Regions from separate parts of the Homo sapiens genome. Here region 2 is linked to region 1. The links are chromatin loops, found by intact Hi-C in ENCODE. Cell type or tissue: Calu3. All regions are shown on one strand. Links, peaks and the distances in the headings refer to the core of each region. The heading gives the core; the rest is flanking DNA. Region 1 overlaps FAM3D (FAM3 metabolism regulating signaling molecule D). Region 2 overlaps LOC105377109 (a long non-coding RNA gene).

The links. Hi-C counts contacts between places; a loop is a spot of excess contacts. Peaks named below come from ENCODE experiments on the same cell type or tissue, not always from the same donor. Only the 100,000 strongest peaks of a DNase experiment are listed, where the experiment ranks them.
Region 2: a loop joins it to region 1, with 3 times the contacts of the local background. A loop is called at or near these places in 2 of 110 quality-filtered maps.

The regions. Positions count from the first base shown.
Region 1 is chr3:58,641,722-58,652,225 of GRCh38, reverse strand. It overlaps FAM3D (FAM3 metabolism regulating signaling molecule D), which reads left to right. Exons shown (of 10, transcript NM_138805.3): 4 at 2,888-2,911; 5 at 6,600-6,717; 6 at 8,506-8,564. Among named protein-coding and RNA genes, the nearest start is that of FAM3D, 20 kb to the left of the region's middle. RefSeq lists an enhancer at 2,633-3,132. In Calu3, for the core only: no CTCF peak of the experiment used is centred there; DNase peaks (open chromatin) are centred at 4,175 and 4,315.
Region 2 is chr3:58,699,466-58,709,969 of GRCh38, reverse strand. It overlaps LOC105377109 (a long non-coding RNA gene), which reads right to left. Exons shown (of 3, transcript XR_940879.3): 3 at 3,886-4,048. Among named protein-coding and RNA genes, the nearest start is that of FAM3D, 38 kb to the right of the region's middle. In Calu3, for the core only: no CTCF peak of the experiment used is centred there; a DNase peak (open chromatin) is centred at 5,099.

The DNA of each region.
Region 1 (10,504 bases), core at 954-8,953:
AAACAGAAGCTTGAGGAGATTTAAAAACTCACCCAAGTTCCTCTTGGAGATATTAGAACAAGAACGGGAACCCAGGTCTCCCAGATTCATATCCTTTCTGATCAAAGGAAGAAGTGAAGGGAAGGGATTTATATCTCTGGATTCATCCCGCTTGAAGACCAAGAACCATGTACATTGACATCATCACAAACATCAGTGACCTGAGCCTCTCCCAGCTTCCTAAGGCAGCAAGTAAACCAGTCACTCCTTCTTGAACATGACCCCACAGTGGAGTGTCTGCGATCCCTTACCTTGTTTGCTTCTTGTCAAGCATGTTCCACAGCCCATGCTGAGATGATTTAGAAGTTTATATAGATGCTTAGTGGCCAAGTGTCCCCACCCCCGCGCCCCCCACCCCCACCCAGGATCGCTGCTTTTACAAACTAGACAGTGATGTGGCTGCACTAATGGCCTCAAAGGTGAGGGGCCCAAGTCAGTGTAGGAGGCTCAGGGGTGTCCTCTAGAGAAGAGTGCCCCAGTCCGAGGTGGGAGAGGGGCAGTAATTGAAAAGAGACCCAGTAATTATTTCTCTCTCAGTACTCAACTACCTGGGGTTTGACAAGCCAACATCTCCAACCAACCATCATTAAGTGACTGCTGGGTTTTGAACTCTGTGTTTGGCCCCAGGGACCCTCAATGAGGAACATGTGGCCCTGCTCATGGTCTGAGTCAGAGAAAGAAACAGACTTCATTACAGCATGTGGAAAAATGAAAGTGCATTAACATGATGCAGAGTCTCAGGAAATGTTTACAATGGCAGGAAATGTAACCAGTGGGAAAGATGGCCAGTAAAAACCATTGATGTTTCAGCACTGAAGGGAGTAATTTTCATTTACTTCAGAGGTTCCTAACCTGAGTGCACATACCCTCATTTTATTATTTAATGCACTGATATAGAAGCACATATATTACTATAGCACAAATTTGGTTTTTGTTTTTACTATTATATTGATATATAATTGGTTTCCAATCTATTTTACTTTATGCATTTAATAACACAGTCTGTTGGAGTATAAAGTGATAAGTGTCTCAAGGGAAGTGAGAATAATTTTATTCTGAGAGGAGTTCATGGGCTTTTCCAAACCACCAAAGGGAATCATGGCACAGAAACCAGATTAAGAACCCCTGTGCCTAGAAAGTTAATCAGAGTTCTTTCGGATAAGAGTGACCAGCCGGGCACGGTGGCTCACGCCTGTAATCCCAGCACTTTGGGATGCCGAGGCGGGCAGATCACGAGGTCAGGAGATGGAGACCATCCTGGCTAACACGGTGAAACCCCATCTCTACTAAAAGTACAAAAAATTAGCCGGGCGTGGTGGCGGGCGCCTGTAGTCCCAGCTACTTGGGAGGTTGAGGCAGGAGAATGGCGTGAACCCGGGAGGCGGAGCTTGCAGTGAGCCGAGATCGCGCCACTGCACTCCAGCCTGGGCGACGGAGCGAGACTCTGTCTCAAAAAAATAAAAATAAAAAATAAAAAGATGAGAGTGACCAACTCAACTTTAACTGGTTTCAACAAAACATGAGGTCTTGATCGTCCACTATGGGCATCTTGTGGCTTCAGGTGTGGCTGAATCCAGGAGTCTCCCATGAAGTCCCCAGAGCTGGTCTCTCTTCTTTCTACATCCCTGGGCTTTGCTTGTTGCTACTTGACCTCAACAGATTAGGGCCTCATTCCATGGGCAGCTTTCTCTCTAAGGCAGGCACGATGGCTCCTCTCCCGATGCTTATCTTCTCCCTTGGCTGAAAAAGCACTTTCTCTCTCTCTCTCTGTCTCTCCCTCTCCCCCTGCCCCCACCAACTATGTATCAACATAGGGAAGTAGGGAAGGGCTCTGTCTCCAGAGAAATGTAATAGTATGATTGACCCAGCTTGGGTCTCATGCCACTCCTGGGGCCTTGGAGGCAAGGGGTAGGGACATTTCCAGATGGACAGCCCCTGAGAACCAAATGGAAAGCGTGTAAGTGTTGGGGGGGGTTCCCCCAAAAAAGGAGAGTTTCTTCCCCTAGGATTTCTGCTTCCTCTGGAGGCCCTGTCCTCCAGGCGTCACTGCTGGCGTGGTGGGAGATACGATGTAGAACCACAGAAACAACTAGGATATGGTATAAGATTTCAGGAAGTGGCCAAGGGCCCTAGAGCCAGTGCAGACAATATGCACTGTGGGCAGTCAGGAAAGAGACACCCCAATATGGGCCAAACACCCACAGCAGCACAACTCTACCCTTCACTGGGGCCCAGGGGCCAGGCACCGGGCTTGGCCCTCACACAGTGATCTCACTGGGTCCCCTCCATGGCCCTGTGAGGGTGGCTGTCATCACACATGCCATCTACATGTGCTGTCAAGGAAACTGAGGCCCAGGGAGGTTAAATGTCTCATGCAGTCATATACTAGGAACTAGGGCACAAACTCTAATGGTCTCAAACAGCCCAGCTTCTTTTGAACCAAGGGAGAGTCGTGTGTGTGTCTTGTACAAGTGTATGTGTGTATATGCACACACATGTGTATGTCTGCGTGTGTGTACACGTCTGTGTGTGCACACATGTGTGTCTGTATATGTGACCATACCTGTGTGTCTCTATGCATACATGAGTGTCACATATATCTGCATGTGTGTGTGTGTGCATGTGTATATGTGTGTGCGTGTGTGTACACATGTGTATCTGTGTATATGTGTGCTGTGTGTGTATGTATGTGTGTGAAGGGGTGACAGTGGCAAGGCATTTTTAGTTCATTTCAATGGCGCCAATTTAAATCCCCTTATTCCCACTCCCCAGCCCCCAGCCCCCAACCTCCATCCTGCAGGAGGGTCCGAAGTGCTTTTCCTCTAACCAGATTCTGTCTTCTCTCCAGCAGCCTCGCCCACCAAGGAGATCCGTGAGTATCTGTGCAGCCCCACACCTCCCCCGACCTCATCCACTCACCCCCTGCTCCCATTTGCCCTAGGGCAACAAGGCCCAGGGCCCCTGCTCTGAGCCCTGCAGGTGCCAGAGAAACCTGGGCTTCCTGATTCTTCCCAGTCCTCTCCTCCCATGGCCCAATGGTGCCTTCTGAAGCCTCTAAGCCCTGTGGCAGGGGTGGCCCCCCTCTCAGTCATTCAGACTGTAGAGACACAGTTCAACTCTGCCCCTTCTCCAGTACCCCTGCTGCAGTCTGGACCGAACCCTGCCCCTGCCCCCTGTCTCTGACAACCCCACACAGCTGGGAGCCCGAGGACCAGGGCTGTGCTCCTTAACCCCATTGCAGTGACCCCAGGCTTGGCTCAGGGTTCCTGCTGCAAAGTGCCAGAGACCACATCAGGCACTACAGGGGCCCCAGAGACAAACAGAAGTGGGTGCTGATTGTCTGTTGGGGTGGAAATGCCAGACCTGCCTAAGAGAAGTGGAGAAAGTGCTCTGGGTTCCAGGAGGGGCACCCCCTGCAAGGCCTCAGGGAGGAGGTATCCCCTCTGCAAAGGCCTAAAGGCAAGAATGCTCCAGTGGAGTCCTTGGCTAGAGAGTCAGGACAAGGAAGGGGAGGGAGAGCTGTGATGATGGTACTAGTAACGATGATTGAGTGTCTATTATGTGCCAGGCACTGGATTCAGAACTTCACAGGCATCTCATGCAATCCTACATACAACCCTATGTTGGTGCTATAAGTAGCCCCTTTTATAGGTAAGGAAACTAAGGCACCGAGAAGTGAAATCTTTTGGCCAGGGTCACACAGCTGTAAGTGGTGAGGCAGAAGTCAAACCCCCTCCACCATCTAGTCCAGAGCCCACCCCCTCAACCCCTCTTTGCAAGAGGCAGCACCTCCAGGCCCTCTCCATTTCCTTCTCAACATGGTGGTGACTCTGAAGAGGGCTGTGGCTCCCAAAATAGGATTTTGCCTGGCTAAGAAGGACATGGGTGCCCCAGTACACTGTGAGATTACAGAAGGCAAAGACAATATGAAGCAACACAAATCATTCACCTCCACACCCTTAACCCTAGCTCCCTGAAGTCTCCTCAGTCATATTCTGAAGTGGACACAGAGTGTCACAGCATCTTGTTGCTATCAAACACTTAGACATCACCTGCTGGGGGGATAGCAAATTCAAGCACACATGCTGTTTTCCACCCTGCCTGTTCCCATGGCAGACATCACCAATCAATCCCAGCATTCTTTCCCTCCAAGCCCATAGGCAGCCTTGAGAGATTTATCATTAAGCCTTTAACAGGAGGTCCACATTGACATTTAAGAGGAAACCTGTTTGACAACCCTGATCTAAACCAACTTCCTGATTTCACAGCTGGCAAAGATAAAGGGAGCAATTTCTGGCAAGCCACAGAGCAGATTAATGAAAGAGCAGCCTATTTCCTGAATGAATCCCTGCCCCAGTGCTCTTGGTAGCACACCAGTTCCATGCTCTGAGCAACAGCACAAGGGTTCCCGGGGGGGTTGGGCCTCAGGGATTGAGGCAGCTGATGGGAGCAGCCTTCTATGCCAGAACCCAGAGAGCAAATCTCCTGCCTCCCAGAGGCTGAGGCCCCCTTGGCCTCATCTCCCTTCATCCAGCAGCGTGACTGTGAAGGCTGGATGGTCAGAAAATCAATGCTGGAAAAGCCTGCTTAAGCCAGCCTGTTGACATCAGGTTTATCAGACTTAGCTGCAATTGATTAGGCTCTGGGCAAACACCAGAAGTGGTCCCCAGGGCTGGGAATGATCTCCCTGCATAGGTGAGATCCCCGGGTGAGGGGTGCATGTGGCTGGAGGTGGGGCCCCAAGGCTGTAGGAGACCAGGAGCCATGCCCTGGCTTCCCTCCCCAGCATCACTCCTCAGCCAATCCCATAGGTGGGGGCTGGGCCCCTTCATAGGGATCCTGCCCAGAAGGAGGAGAAGGGGAGTTGGTCCACCCCCAGCCCGGCCCTCTCTCCCCTAAGCCACAGGCTTGGATACCCACTCTCTCCTGAACAGCCCTTCACGGATGCCTCTGCCCACTGCCCACTCTCTGGGTGACAATGTCATGGTTTGAGTTCAGTTCCACCCATCACATGTGTGTGCTGAAACCAGGAGAGGGGGAGCCCTGGACAGGCATTTCCTCTCAGATTCCCAGGGTTGCCTGCTCAGTGGAGGGAAACCAAGCCAGCAGGGTTCCCTGGTGTGGGCTGCATTTGCTCCTAGAAGGGGCACCTTTACCTACTCAAAGGTGCTCACCAAGCCTGGCACCAGTGGGTTGTGCCCCTCCAGAGGGGTGCATTTTCCTGATTCACCTAAAAGCTCCCTATAGACCAGGGAGGGCCCTGGAAACCTCATGGTCCCTACCAGCCTCAGGTGTAGCCTGGCCCAAATATTGTACATGTTATGCAGTGAAGACTACCCACTGCCTACTATGTGCCAGACACAGGAGTTTTCAGGATGAGTCAATAAGATAATAAACACAAAGTCCTGGCCCCAGTGCCTTGCATGCAGCAAGGTCTTGGCATGTGCAAGCTTCCTTAAGGAGCCTGCAGCTTTGCTCCAAAGCACACACTGGCAGACCTTGGCCAGATGCCTGGCACAGGGGCTGGGGAGGGAAAGGCTGCCCAACCCCCGTTTTCCCTTTGCAGATGAGCATTCTCCAAATCCATGTTTACCCAGTCCTCCTTAATGCTGCCTTCCAAACTGTCAGCGGGTGCTAAAAAGCACACATTAGGATGAATTAGAACATGCCAGGCTGCAAGGGCGGGTGTCATCCCAGAACTCACAGAGCACGTTGAGGGCTCAGCCGCTCAGCCACATCTTTAGGTCCCACCAGCATCTCCCCCCAGGCATGGACCTCCCCAATTTACCCTGTGAAGGCTGCATGGAGAAGATGCAGGTCTTAGGAACAGCCAGCATCACCAGAGGTGCCACTTAGTGAGTACCCAGTGGGCTCCCAACACCGTGCTGAGCTCCCAGTGGGAGAACCGGAACCGTCTGCCTGTTCTCTGTTGTATTCCAGCATCAGGCACTTAGTAGATGCTCAGTAAATGAGTGATAAATGAATGAATGATGAGAAGAATAGCCAATGTGTACTGAGCATTAAACCACACTCATGTATTCCTCACAAGAACCCAGTGGGGGAGGCACCACAGATACCCCATTTTGCAGATAAGATGAGGTGCAAGGAGGTTGAGAATTTGCCCAAGGGAACCTGGCTAGACAGAAGTGCTCCCACTCACCCCGCCAGGGTCCCTGGGAGTTCTCAACAGGGGCCTCTGGGGACTCAGAAGGCTGCCATGGCCCAAACGAGAGGTTCTCAGGAGAGTCCCTTCGTCATAGTGACTCAGGTTTACTCTGGTTACATTTACCAAGGGTGCCCTGCTGTGGCTGGAGCTGTGAAGGGAAGCCCAAAAATTCATTCTGGGCTGGTCCTGTGTGCTCTGGTGGGGGCTGTTGGAGGCACTGTGGAGCCCAGAAGGGCACATCTCCCAGACTTTGCAATCAGCGAAGGCTCCCCCAGAAAGAGGCTCTGAGCTTCATCCCAAGCTGCGCCCTGGCCCTAGCCCTGGCCCTCCCCTCCTTCTCCCCCAAGTACCTCCTGAGCTTCTGCCCACCAAGGCTGGTCTCTTTCCTCCCCAGAGGTTAAAAAGTACAAGTGTGGCCTCATCAAGCCCTGCCCAGCCAACTACTTTGCGTTTAAAATCTGCAGTGGGGCCGCCAACGTCGTGGGCCCTACTATGTGCTTTGAAGACCGCATGTAAGTACCTAAGACACAACTATGTTTATTTTATTTTATTTTATTTTATTTCATTCATTCATTAAAAAACTCAGAGGCTGCAGGGGCTGGCCTGTGAGACCAGCCCACAGCTTCCCTTTCACTCTGGGTGTGTGAGGCACAAATAACAATAATTGAAACAGCTCCCACATCCACCAGCACCTTGCCTGGTGCTTCACAGCATCTCTCATTCATTCCCCCGACATCCTGGGAGGTGGGGATATTATCCCCAGGAGAATGTAAAGATGAGGATAGTGGGGTGCAGACAGGGTCACCTGCCCAGTGGCAGGACCAGGATTTGACCTCAAGTCTAACAGCCAAGTTGCTGGGCTTCCCATGAAAGGAAATGCCTGCAGAGAAGTTTCAAGATCCTGACCCAGGCATCAAAGCCCAGATATAGCAGGCACCAGGGCTTCCACCCCAGTACAGGAGAAAGGCTGTGTACCTATCATCCAACCTAGACAGTAAAGGCCCTGGGACAGCAAGTGCAACCTATGAAAGAACTCAGGGACGGGTGTTTAAACCAGGATTCTGAACCTAACCACAGTTTGTTTAAGCAAAACAAGGAAGTGATGGGTTCAAATACCTAAAAGACCAGGGGTGGTAGGCAGGCTTCAGGACCACCTGGATCCAGGGATTCAAACAATGTCATCAGGGCTGTCTATCACCCCATCTTCAGCTCTACCCTCCTCTGTCTAATAGCTTTGCTTTTTTTTTTCTACTTGCAAGGGATTTCTCCATGTGGTTAAAGAGGGAGACCACCAGCTGGTTTGACATATTAGCCCAGCCTAGCACCCTAATGGGAAAAGAGCCTTCCTGTCTAAATTATCCCTGCAAAAGTCCCAAGCCTGTATTTCATTGATTGGCCTGGGTCACATGACCAAGCCTAGCCCAGCGTATTAGTCCGTTTTCACGCTGCTGATAAAGACATACCCGAGACTAGGTAATTTATCCAGGAAAAAGATTTTAATGGACTCACAGTTCCATGTGGCAGGAGAAGCCTCATAATCATGGTGGAAGGCAAAGGAGGAGCAAGTCACATCTTACATGGTTGGCAGCAGGCAGAGAAAGAGCTTGTGCAGCCTCCTTATAAAACCATTAGATCTTGTGAGATTTACTCACTATCATGAGAACAGCACAGGAAAGACCTGCCCCCATGATTCAATTACCTCCCACTGGGTCCCTCCCACAACACGTGGGAATTCAAGATGAGCTTTGGGTGGGGACACAGCCAAACCATATCAGCCAGTCGCTGTAGCTGGGGACGTAGGATGCTCTGCTTGTCCACACCTGGGAGAGAGAGGTCAATCCCAGGAACCACCTGGCCTGTTCGTGGAGAAAGACAATTCTCCCACCGCACATCCAGAGACAAGGGTGTGGATGCCGGGCCAGCAGGAACACAGCTGGGCCACATGGGGACTCAGACACCCCAGGATGGCAGCAACCTTCTGGGTCCTGCCTCCTTCCAGCAGCCAGGCCTCACGGCCTGGGGGTGGGCTGGCCCCACCTCCAACACCTCAGAGGCCCAGGCAGGGACCTTGCCTCTTCTCTGAGCAGGTTGTTCTGGTCCAACATGCCTTGAGAAACTCTTCAGAGAATCCAGCCCACCACTAGTTTTCAGGAGAAAACAGATGGCCCCAGTTATTGCATGTGTTTCCCAATGCTTCTGCATTGCTTATGTGGGTCCTCACGGAGTTCCCCAGCTGGGAGAGCAGAGTGTTCATTCCACACTCGGGACCGACTGTCATATTTCTTCTTCATTGTCTTCAGGATCATGAGTCCTGTGAAAAACAATGTGGGCAGAGGCCTAAACATCGCCCTGGTGAATGGTGAGTTGCATATCCATCCCCAGACAGTTCCCACCCAGAACCAGGGAGGGTAGGGGGTAGCGGCATATTCATTCAACCAACATTGGCTCAGCTCCTACCTCATGGCAGGAATGCCCGTAGAGCTCAGGAGGGGAAGCGTGGCTGGCCTGGGGGAACAGAAGGTCTCAAAGACCCGCAGAGCTGTAGAACCGCAGAGCTAGCCAGGCCCCTGCCACATGCTCCTATCTCAGGAGGACACACTTCTCCTATGGAACATGAGTGAAACATGACCCGATCCTCAAAGCCTCTCTGCTTAAGCCAACACAAATGAGGATGTGGGGACAACCAATGACAGTGCAAGATCACATGCTGAGTATACACCTTCATTCATTCATTCAACAAATACAGGCAGCAGCTACTGTGGGCCAGGCTCTGTACAGGACACTGGGGGTCAGCCAAGAACTAGAAAGGCCCTGGCTTCACAGCCTCCGTAGGTATCCGTGAGGCTCACAAACAATCTCAATGTGGTGAGCCTCTCTGGAGGGGCAGGAAGCACAGCTATGGGAGCTGGGATGCAGAGCTGGGATGCAGAACAGGGGACAGACCCCGGGTGGTTCAGGGGAGGCTTCCAGAGGGAGCTGATGGCCAGCTAAGGCCTGAAGGATTGTGGGCGCTGGCCAGGAGAAAATTGGGGAAGGCTCTTTCCAGGCAGGGGCAACACAGTGCAGGGAGGAGAAGGGAAAGGGAGGGAGAGAGGTTTGCAGGGCAACATAGAGAGGCAAGGCTGGGGACAGCAGCAAGGCCAGAGGATGAGGAGCTAGCAAGCCTGCTAAGAAGTGTGACTGGAAGCCGAGAGCAGTAGGGAGCCACGGAAAGGCTTTGAGCAGTGTGTGAGGGGCCAGGCATGCACTCCAGAAACCTCCCTCCAGCTTGGAGTAGGGGGGCTGGAGGCAGGGAGACCACAAGGGAATCCATGGCCTTGATAACCCTGCATCTCCTGCAGGACACACACTTAAACAGGAGGCCAGAGGGCCGCCAAGCCTGAAGTAGGGACACGTTTCAGGAGGGAGTGGACTTACAGGGTCAGGTAAGGACCAGGTGGTCTAGCCCCAGCCAGACCTCCTCTCTGCCTCTGTTCTTAGAAAACAGAGTTTTCTAAGAACTGGCTGTAAGGGCCACTTCTGGGACAAAGGTCAGGGCAAGTTGGGGAAAAGGTGTAAGGGATGCTCAGGAAGGAACTTGTCGAGCTTGTGTGTGGCAGGACCACATGAGCACACTTAGGAAGGAACAGGGTAGGATGGGAGCCCCGGCCTTGCCAGCTCCAAGCCCCTGCACTTCACTCCAGAGAAAGCCTTTTCTCGCTCTGCCAAGAAACCCTAATGGGTCAGGGGAGAAGTCGAGGCCTGGAGCAGTGATGGGGCTGTTCCTGGACAGATGGGAGTCAGAGGACAGCCCTGGCCAACTTCCTAGGAGCCCAGGAAGGGCCAGGGCAGGGAGTGGCAGGAGGCTGAGTGCAGCCGTTCCTCTGCAGCTTTGAGGAGGGCCCAGGCCTGTTCCACTCCAGCCTCAATGAAGTGGCATCCCTCCTGCAGGGAGGGTGTGCCCAGGCTGGTCTCAGAGCGCTCTTTTGTGCATGCCAGACCCCAGAAGACTGTAGGAGCCTCAGCATACATCAACACTCCCATCCATCTGCCCTCACCCCACAGCGAGGGCAGGCAGGAAATGGCACAGGCTGCAGCTGACCTGGCTGAAACCTGCTGACTTTCTCCCCTAAATGGGTCGCACCTGAGAAAAGCTTTTTGAATATTCTCCAATGAGATGGCCCCAGACTAGGCCTCTTTCCCTGCTTCTCACAAAGCCAAAAGGATGAAAATAACCATCAATGGCAATAAGAACTAGCATTTATTGGGCACTTACTGTGCCTTTTCATTTAACCCCATCACTGTGTTAGGATGGAGCTA
Region 2 (10,504 bases), core at 875-8,874, 58 kb before region 1:
ATTCTTTCCCTCTACAAGGAATGCTTTGGGAAAGAAAGGGAAGTACTTGATCAGATTTTCTTCTAAACATGCTAATAATGACAGACCTTCTGGAAAACACACTGACGGTATTTACTAGGGGAGAGTTCTTACCCATGGAATGATTTTGGCAAGGTATACCTGAGTGTCTGAGTTACTCATGGCAAACAAATGTGGGATCCATGGATTTTTGGGGCATGTCTTCCTGGAAAATGTCATATAACCTTTGTAATTTTTGAAATATCAAATGGAGATGCCTCATGATCAAAATGTGTCCGGAATTGGTTCCTTCCAGTGGGTTCTTGGTCTTGCTGACTTCAAGAATGAAGCTGCGGACCCTCAGGGTGAGTGTTACAGTTCTTAAAGATGGTGTACCAGGAGTTTGTTCCTTCAGATGTTCAGATGTGTCCAGAGTTTCTTCCTTCTGGTGGGTGCGTGGTCTTGCTGATTTCAGGAGTGAAGCTGCAGACCTTCGCAGTGAGTGTTACAGCTCTTAAAGGTGGCATGTCAGGAGTTGTTCATTCCACCCAGTGGGTTTATGGTCTCACTGGCTTCAGGAATGAAGCTGCAGACCTTCACTGTGAGTGTTACAGCTCATAAAGGTAGTGCAGACCCAACGAGTGAGCAGCAACAAGATTTATTGCAAAAAGCAAAAGAACAAAGCTTCACAGCATGGAAGGGGACCCAAGCAGGTTGCTTCTGCTGGCTGGGGTGGCCTGCTTTTATTCCCTTATTTGGCCCCACCCACATCCTGCTGATTGGTCCATTTTACAGAGTGCTGATTGGTCCGTTTTACAGAGGCTGACTGGTCCATTTTTACAGAGTTCTGATTGGTGCATTTACAAACCTTTAGCTAGACACAGAGCACTGATTGGTGCATTTACAATCCTTTAGCTAGACAGAAAAGTTCTCCAAGTCCCCACCCAATTAGCTAGACACAGAGCTCTGATTGGTGCGTTTACAAACCTTTAGCTAGACACAGAGTGCTGATTCATGCATTTACAATCCTTTAGCTAGTTAGAAAAGTTCTCCAAGTCCGCACCTGACCCAGAAGCCCAGCCAGCTTCACTTCTCAAAAAGAGCCCTCTTTTGTGTGTTTCTCCCACTGCCATTGCTTAGATTTCACTTGTTAATGGAGGAGAGGGCATTCTAATGTGGCAAGAGAGAATCTGGGGATCTTCACTGGGCCCTCTCTGTGCTTTGGCCTGTGCCTCACAATTACTAATACGCTTAAAATTGCCAGTACAGTTTGATACTAGATGAAATCTGATTCTTGCAAGTCTGATCTGGCAATGCAGTCCTTTGTGTTGTCTCAGCACCCTAGGGCTAAAGGTTAGAGCTGTACAGATTCTGAGAACACAGGTGGTGACCTCCTTGGGGCCAGGGTTCATATTGTACTCCTGTGTCCCTATTTCTACACACTGGATGTGACCCATAGTAGGTGCTAAGTAAACAATAGTTGAACGAGTGTTGGTTGTATTATCCTGGGAGTTGATTTTCGGGCCCCTGACTCTTCAGCAGAAGCATTCAATGATAACAACTCAGACAGGAGAGCAGGGGCAGGAAGTGGGTGAGGGGGAAGCCATGAGTAAAGCTGTGCATGTCCTCAAACTCATTTTGACAACTTTGACCCACACCCAGAGACTGCTTCAGTGTAATAGAGGGATCTGGCTAGTGTTGAATGCCCTTCTGAAACAGTTCCATCAGCTCAACAGATCTATTTCCTGCCATTGTCATAAATAATCCATATAAGAAGGATTGACATTGGTGATAGAAGCCTTATAATCCATCAGGTTGAACTTGAAAATTTTGTGGAAATGGCCAATTTTTAAAGCTTATTAGCTTTAAAAAATACGTTTCCACTAAGTTCACCAAGAATCTCTTATTAAGGAATAGGAGAGCTACTGAATATCATTTATTTTCCCCAATGCAGCTTAATAATTAACATGGGATTTTTTTAAGAGTCAGAAGCAGGTAAAGAAAACACAGACAAATTCTATTCATCTGAAATCTGCACATCTTTAATGGAAAAGACAAAAATACCAAACATATAAAAAAAAGAGAGAGAAGTTTCAGAAAAAATGGAATTCAACATTTATTGGAGAATAATTTTTCACTGCACTATAATAATTCATTAACCCCAGAATAAACCTAAAGTTAATGATTATTGTCATTATGCAGCAACATCTCACATTTTCCAAAGAAAAAAAAAAATCAGTAAGCACAATGGTGTCCCCTTGGAAGCCTTTTAATGCTTATTTTTGGTGAAATAAAATCCATTACCCAGGAAAAAAAATGCCCAGTGCTGAAGATTGTGCTGCAGTCCAGGGCCTGGGTAGTGTCACACACCGTATTTCAATAGGAGAAAAGCCTCGAAATTGAATTACTGCCTGAAGATTTTGTGCGAAAGAGGGCATTGTCAAAGGACCTTGTCAGATCATATTCTGTATGTTTTATAAGGCATCTCATAGTATATGTTTAAATCTCACAGATTTTATGCTGGGACACAAGAGGCCTGGGGCTGGGAGCACTGAGGTGTTAAAGGACAGAGATACAGTGAAATAAAATGCTGTCGCTCCAGTCTCTGTCATAATTCTCTCAGCTTACAAAGTGATCTTAGAAAGAGAAAGAGAAGGAAAGAGAGAGTGTGTGTGCATTTTTTGGAAGGTAGGATTGAAAGGAATGTCTTTTTTATCTATTATTTAATTACCTTAATTAGGGTTTCTCAACCTTAGCACTATTGACATTTTTGTTACCAGAAAGGGGACCTGATCCAGACCCCAAGAAAGGGGTTTTGGATCTCACACAAGAAAGAATTTGGGGCAAGTCCACAGACTAGAGTGAAAGAAAGTTTATTAAGAAAGCAAAAGAATAAAAGAATGACTACTCCATCGACAGAAAAGCCCTGAGGGCTTCTGGTTGGCTAATTTTATGGTTATTTCTTGATTATATGCTAAATAAGTAGTGGATTATTCATGAGTTTTCCAGGAAAGGGGCAGGGATTTCCCAGAATGAAGGGTTCCTCTTCCTTTTAGGCCATATAGGGTAACTTCTGGATGTTGCTGTGGCATTTGTAAACTGTCATGGTGCTGGTAGGAGTGTCTTTTAGCATGTTAATGCATTATAATTAGCATATAATGAGCAGTGAGAATGACTAGAGATCACTTTTGCTGCCATCTTGGTTTTAGCAAATTTTGGCAGACTTCTTTATTGCATCCTGTTTTATCAGTGGAATCTTTGTGACCTGTATCTTGTGACCTCCTATCATCCTGTGACTACAAATGCATAACCTCCTGAGGATACAGCCCAGCAGGTCTCAGCCTCATTTTACTGAGTCCCTATTCAAGATGGAGTCACTCTGGTTCAAGTGCCTTTGACATTTTGAGCTAGATAATTCTTCATTAGGGAGTGGCAGTGGGCTTGTACCTATACTAGGATATATAGCAGCATCCCTGGCCTCTGCTCACTAGATGCCGGTAACACTATCCACCTCCCAGGCATGATCATCAAAAATGTCTCCAGACATTCCAAATGTACCCAAAGGGGGCAAAATCACCCTCATTAAAAACCACTTACTGGGCCAGGCATGGTGGCTCATGCCTGTAATCCTAGCACTTTGGGAGGCCGAGGCAGGTGGATCACCTGAGGCCAGGAGTTTGAGACCAGCCTGGCCAACATGGCAAAACCCTGTCTCTACCAAAAATACAAAAATTAGCTGCACATGCTGGCAGATGCCTATAATCCCAGGTACTCGGGAGGCTGAGGCAGGAGAATCACTTAAACCTGGTGGGTGGAGGTTGCAGTGAGCTGAGATCGCACCACTGCACTCCAGCCTGGGCAAAAGAGCAAAACTCCATCTCAAAAAAAAAAAAAAAAAAAGAACCACCGACTGGGGCCTCAAAGATTATCACTGGGATCAGGACATGAAGAGTAGAAAGGACGCAATGTCTCTGGTGCCCACTGCAGCTGGCTGTGTGCTCAATGTCTGCCCAGGAAGGAATCTGCTCTAAGCAGAAAATATGATCTGCACCTGCAGAGGGGAAAAAAAAAAAAAGTCAGTTTCCAGAATCTTTCTACCTGTGATGTCATTAAAATTAACTGTAGATGTATTACCAGACTTTCCTCGTCCCCTGCCCAGAAAAGAGAATTCAGGCTTGGGCCATGAATTAGTCAGGGCTCTCCAGAAAAGCAGAAGCAGCAGGATGTGTGTATAGAGGGAGAGATTTAATTTCAGAAACTGGCTTACATTATTATGGAGGCCTGGTAAGCCTAAAATCTCCAGGATAGACCACAGACTGGAGGTCCAGGGAAGAGTTGCAGTGAGACCCAAGGCAGTCTGCTGGCAGAATCCTTTTTGGGCAGGGGAAATCAGTCTTTGTTCCATACAGCCTTCAAATGACTAAATGAGGCCCAGAGGCCCATCCACATTAGGGAGCGTAATCTGCTTTACTTAAGATCCACCGATTTAAATGTAAATCTAATCCAAAAAGACACCATCACAGAAACATCCAGAATAATGTTTGAACAATTATCTGGGCACTGTGACCCATCCAACTTAACACATAAAATTAACCATCGCAACCCATTTCCTGACTCCACCCTCTGAGAAGTGCCTGGCCCAGCCAGATGGGTTCTCTGGCTTTCATGATGAGAGAATGAAGAAGAAAAGGGAGGCAAGATAACAGGAGGCAGTCAGGGAGGAGGCTGAAGGAGGCTTTGGTTTTGTGTGTGTGGAGAGAGGTAGATGTAGAGAACTGGGTCATGAGAGAGTGAATGGCACAGGTTTATAAAACAGGATTTCAAGAATATCAGTGAAGAGTGTCATCATCAAAGTACTCAAAATCATACAAATAAAGGAGCTGAGTTATTTGTGAAAGCACTTTTGATGGTGTTGGCTGTGTTCTTTTTCATTGCAACACGTTTTTGGGACTTATCTATGTGGGTGTCTAGGCATTACACATATGACAGAGCCTCCATTGTGGCCAACAGGTTCCTCAGGTGGTGTGGTTACTGCAGCTGTGAGCCAACTTCAGTGTATTTATTTAGCCATTAACAACAGTAGAGAGGCCCATCTTTTCCTCTAACGGTCATTTCCTTCTTGCCTGAACACCTCCAGGGAAACTCCCCCAACCCCTTTTCAAAGGAAGTTTTCTTTCAGTCCATGATGAATGGGCAAGGTGGCCTGAAGGGAACATGGCCCACCCTCCAGTCTTAGCTAATTGCTGCAGGAATGGATGCTGGTGGGCCAGCATATATATATAAATATAAATGGATATTTATAACCTGACACGTCCACCCTACTGCTGTGTCCGGTTTCCATTGGCTGGAATGGAACCTCACATTCTGTATTTGTCCTGATTGGCTAGCAGCTTAGAACTTTCTAAAGAGGCAAAGGCAGAGGAGAACAAAGGAAGGAGGAAGTAACTTATGGAATGCTGGGAAAGGTGAAAACCCTCCAAATAAGGAAGAGGAACAGGCTATGACCTAATGCTTGTTTGGACCAGCATAAGCATGCCAGGGCAAATATTTAGGCTAAATTGTGGGAGCTAAGAACACAAAGCACATTGATTTCTTTATTATGGCTAGCAGATATCTAAGAATGTTAGCACAGGTCTTTGAATAAATTTTGCTTCTAAGAGAAGTTACTATTTATACCTAATTAGACAGGGAAGAAAAGAGAAACCTCTACTTTACTTTTTACACAAAAAGGTGGATAATCTAAAAGAAATCTTATATTAGTGATGATGCTGGTGGTGGAGATTGTGATGAAGGCAATGGTGATAATGATGATCATGATGGTAACAACAATGGGACACTGGTGGTAGTGATAGCAATCATGGTGTTGGTGATGCTCATGATGATTGTGGCAAAAGTAATCGTGGTGATGATCTGATTCTTATGATGATGCTGATGATGAAGCTGGTGATGATGGTGGTGGTGGTGGTGATGATTGTGATGGTGATAATGACAAAGTTGATGATGATGGTGATGATGGGAATGGTGATAGTGATGCCAGAAGCAACCACTCATTGAGTGCTTTAATTTTACCAGATCTACTTCTGATCAGATCTCTCAATTTCTTGGGTTAATATGCAGAGGAAATGAGGTCATAGATGCAAAAGCTTCTGAAAATGATTAAATCAATCATGACATTAATAATTTGTTTATTAACCACTTACTGTAACACTGCACTGAGCTCAGTGCTTTAGGCAGATATTTTCTCATAACAACTCTATCATAGATGTCATTTTTTATGTTTGACTGCTGACAGTTTTCAAGCTTCCACCATTCCCGTTCCCTTTGCCCCAAGTCTGGGCAAGCTGATAAGAAAGCCCAAATACTCCCTCCCTTGGCACCAGTGGGAAAAGTCAAGCTGTGCAAAAGTCAAGCTGTGTGTGATTGTAGGAACTCAAATCCCAGCCCCATCTTCTAACCACAATAAAAACCAAAGGCACTGCCACTTTGAGCCATTTTCAGACCAACTTGGGTGCCTCCCAAACCCTCCCAAAAAGACTCATGAACTGAGTAAAAAATATTTTCCTCCACTTTTGGTGCACTTGTGACATCATCAATTTCAATATTTGAACCAATTCGGGGTTGGGGGTCGTTGATCCTGCCCTCTTCACAGGGCAACCACAAAGTAAGCTCCATGAAATAGGGAATCTTATTGTTCTTATTTTATTGATAAAGAAACAGAGGATCAGAGAGGTAAATTAACTTGTTTCACATCACCGCAGCTAGCTAATGGCAAAGACAGGATTCTGTTTAACTCCAGGACCTGAGTGTGAATCAACCAGACTATATTTTCTCCATTTCTCAGGGTGATTTTAAAAATGAAGCAGGATACTTATGGTGGAAGATCCTTGAAAAACTGAAAGCATTTGCTATGGTCTGAATGTTTGTGTTTTTCCAAAATTCATAGGTTGAAATTCTAAACCCCAAGGCTGGGGGAATGGGATGGGGGGGCTTTGGGAAATAATTAGGTCATTAGGGCAGAGCCCTCAAGAATGGGATTAGAGCCCTTACAAAAGAGGCCCAAGAAAGACCTCTTATCTCTTCCGCCGTGTGAGGACACAGCAAGAAGGTGCCATCTATGAACCAGAATATGGTCTCTCACCAGACACTGAATCTGCTGGCCTCTTGATCTTGGACTTTTCCAGCCTCCAGAACTGTGAGAAATAATTTTCTGTTGCTCATAAGCTCCCCAGTTATGGTACTTTGCTATAGAAACCCAAACAAACTAAGACAGGGTCTGTTCACTTTCTCACTCTTTCAATCATTGACAACCATTTTTATAAAAAAAAACAATGTGTGTATGGGGTAGATAAATGGACTATTTCTTCCTTCAGTTTCTTTTTCTCAGCAAGTTAAATTTTTTACAGAAGTGTCTCCTCTTGCCCCCTACCTTAGCAGCTTCTCCTGATTTCTTACTGCCCAGAATGGTGACACATGGTAATGCCTAAAATGATCACTGGCAAGAGGCGTAGTGCAGCCCAATCCAATTAACGTGCTTGGGCTGTGGACTGGGTCTAGTTCCTGTGAAGTTTAAAAGGTGTGCAGGTGAGTGCATGTCAATCCAGTAATTACCTGCACTTCTGCTACTTACCAAGCGGGGTCTAGGTTTTGGGGATAGACATTTGGACAATCGGAGGCCCTTTGAGTCATTTAAAACCCAACACTCTTCTGAAAGATGTTACAGGATCCTGGGGCAAAGTAGAGGTCAACCAGGTTAACCCTCTGGAAAAATGCTTGGAATAAAGCCAACCAAAATGGGCAGGTAGGTTGAGAATGAAGGACTGAAGAAAGAGTTATAAAAACATAACCACAAACCTGGCAAGCATGAGGCTGCTTGCTACAGCAAGACACAAAACCTGAACCAGACAAGAAATTCATTTTAATAAATCATTCTTAACTAAAATTGCTGATGAAAGTTACAATAATGCTCAGCACCATAGCCCGGGTTTGGAGACTGCCTCTTTGCTCTAATTAACAAAATGAAGGATTAATTTATAAATCAAACACTCATATTAAAAATTCAGAGGGTGGCAATCAATATTTTTCTGTTCGTGCTAAATTCATCTAATTTTCTGTAATAAATGGCATTCAAAGATGATTATTGGTAAATTAACAGAATATCCAATTAAAGCACTTCTTGTGAGTGTTTGCCAATTTGGGGAGCTTGTTTATGGAAAATACAAGCTTTGGGTGGATCCTGAGGAGTATGAAGTAATTGACTCTTCCTTGGGTAACGGAAAGGTTCAGTTTGAATGGCTTGGAAACAAATCAACAAGAGCCATTTAGTAAATGTGTAAAAACATTTGCCCTTTTTCTTTCTCTTTCTCTTTCTCTTCCTTCCTTCCTTCCTTCCCTCCTTTTCTTGTTGTTGTTGACAACAAAATGAGTCAGGTCTTGCTACTTCCCACCTATGAAACCCAGAGCCTTGGCCAAGCCAATTGGATGTTATTTCCCAAAACTTTGAATATTGTAGGTGTGAAGCAAGGACAAGAGGATCAATTGAAGGTGCCTTATCACAGTGGCCGCAGTGGCACACTGGTGCCTGGCACCAGAAAAAGCCCTTGGTTCTCATCTCTTTCCTAAGCTTGGTTTTCAAGCTACCTATCAATGCTGAGAACTCTCGTGTCCTTCCAATAAATTCCCTTATGCTTAACAGGGCCAGCATCCGTTTCTTGCAGGCAACCAAGAGTTTTGACTGAGAAATAAATAACCTGAAGGAAAAGATAAATTGTGTATTAATTAAGTTTCCTGTTCAACTTAGTCTCTCTGTGTAAGGTAAGAGGAGCTTGCTTTTAGAAATATGGGGGAAGGCATCAGGAAGCTATTTAGCTTTGATAAATGTGGGGAGTGTGGTTTGGAGGGCACACGTCTCTGAATGAAATGGGCACAGAAAGAATTATGATCAGAGAGAGAGGTGGGAGAGGACAGTCAATCGGTTTACTAGAGCACATGAAATGAAGTCATTATCCAACCAACAAACAAAGGCTGGAAGTGCTGTTCAGGCCAGTGCAATTACTTGAGGCTCCTACTTATTACTAGGATGAATGACAAATATTCAGGTCTGGTTATGAATCAAGGCAGTACTTCTTCCTGGTCTTGTCTATCTGGTTTCTGACTGTGCACCTGCAATATGTTTCTCTAGCAGGGCTCCCAGTGCAAAGATCCTAAGCAAACTGGTGGCACAACATAGGTGCTCAACAAATATTTGTTGAAAGAAAGGGCAAATTGAGACCCTAGCATTTTGCTCCTGCTTTTGGAAAAAAAATGGTAGTATAGTCTTTAAAAAATTGTCATGCTTTTAACCATTTAAGAATGCATATCACCCCACTTAAAGATGTTCATTCAATAATTTCTTTCTCTTATAGGTTACTTGTAGTAGTAGACTTTCAAGATGGCTCCCAATGATTCTTTCATTCTGAAATTTATGCCATTATATATATAGCCCCCACCCCACATTCAATAGGGATGAATAGGGCTAATCTATGTATAACCGTTAGGATATTGCAGAAATGATGAAGTGTGACTTCTAAGACTACATCACAAAAGACATGGCAGCTTCCACTTTGCTCTTTCTGTCTTGGATCACTTGCTCTGGAAGAAGCCAGCTGCCATGTTGTGAGAACACTCAAGCAGATTTATCTGAGGTCCACATGGTGAGGAACTGAGGGATTTTTTGCTAACAGCCAACATGAATGTGCAATCCACGTGGGTGCAACATCTTGGAATCAGATCCTCCAGCCCCAAACAAATCTCCAGAAGACTGCAGCTTCATGAGAGACCAGAACCCAGAACCACTCAGTTAAATCCCTCCCAAATTCCTGACCAAGAGAAACTGTGAGATAACAAAATGTATTGCTGTTTTAAACCACTAAGTTTGGAGGTAATTTGTTATGCAAAAACAGGTAACTAATGCACTAGAAATGTTATAACCATAAAAAGCCCACATAATGATAATATTTGGGGTGACTTCTTCAGTCTACTCAGATCATCTCCTCCAACCCCAGGTTTCACTCCTCATGAGCGAATGTCTTAGAAACTTAGAGTTCACTGCATGGCTGGCCAACCCTGTAGTCATCAGAGAATGTTCCTCCTGGACCTGCTTCTTCACGACCCTCCACCTGTGTCCCCAAACGCCCATCATCTCCTGCTTACCTCCCAGTGTGGATTGTCAATTATTCTCCATCCATCCAGGCCCACTGTCAGATGAGGAACGGGGCCTCCAACCCTAAAGATAGAGCAGAGGAGGAAGAAGAACTCTCTCCAAAGTCACTGCTCAAAGTGGAGAATTTAAAAAATGAAAATCAAACCTTTTGCACCATGAAGATTGACCTCTTTCTTTCCAGTTGTCTCCTGTAAGTTATTACACTAAGTACGTTGCAAAAGGCTAGGCAGAGCCAGGGCCTGAAGCTCAACACCCAACTCCAGAGTGAAACTGATCCACAGCTCCTTGCTTTTCTCTTCTCCGATGAAT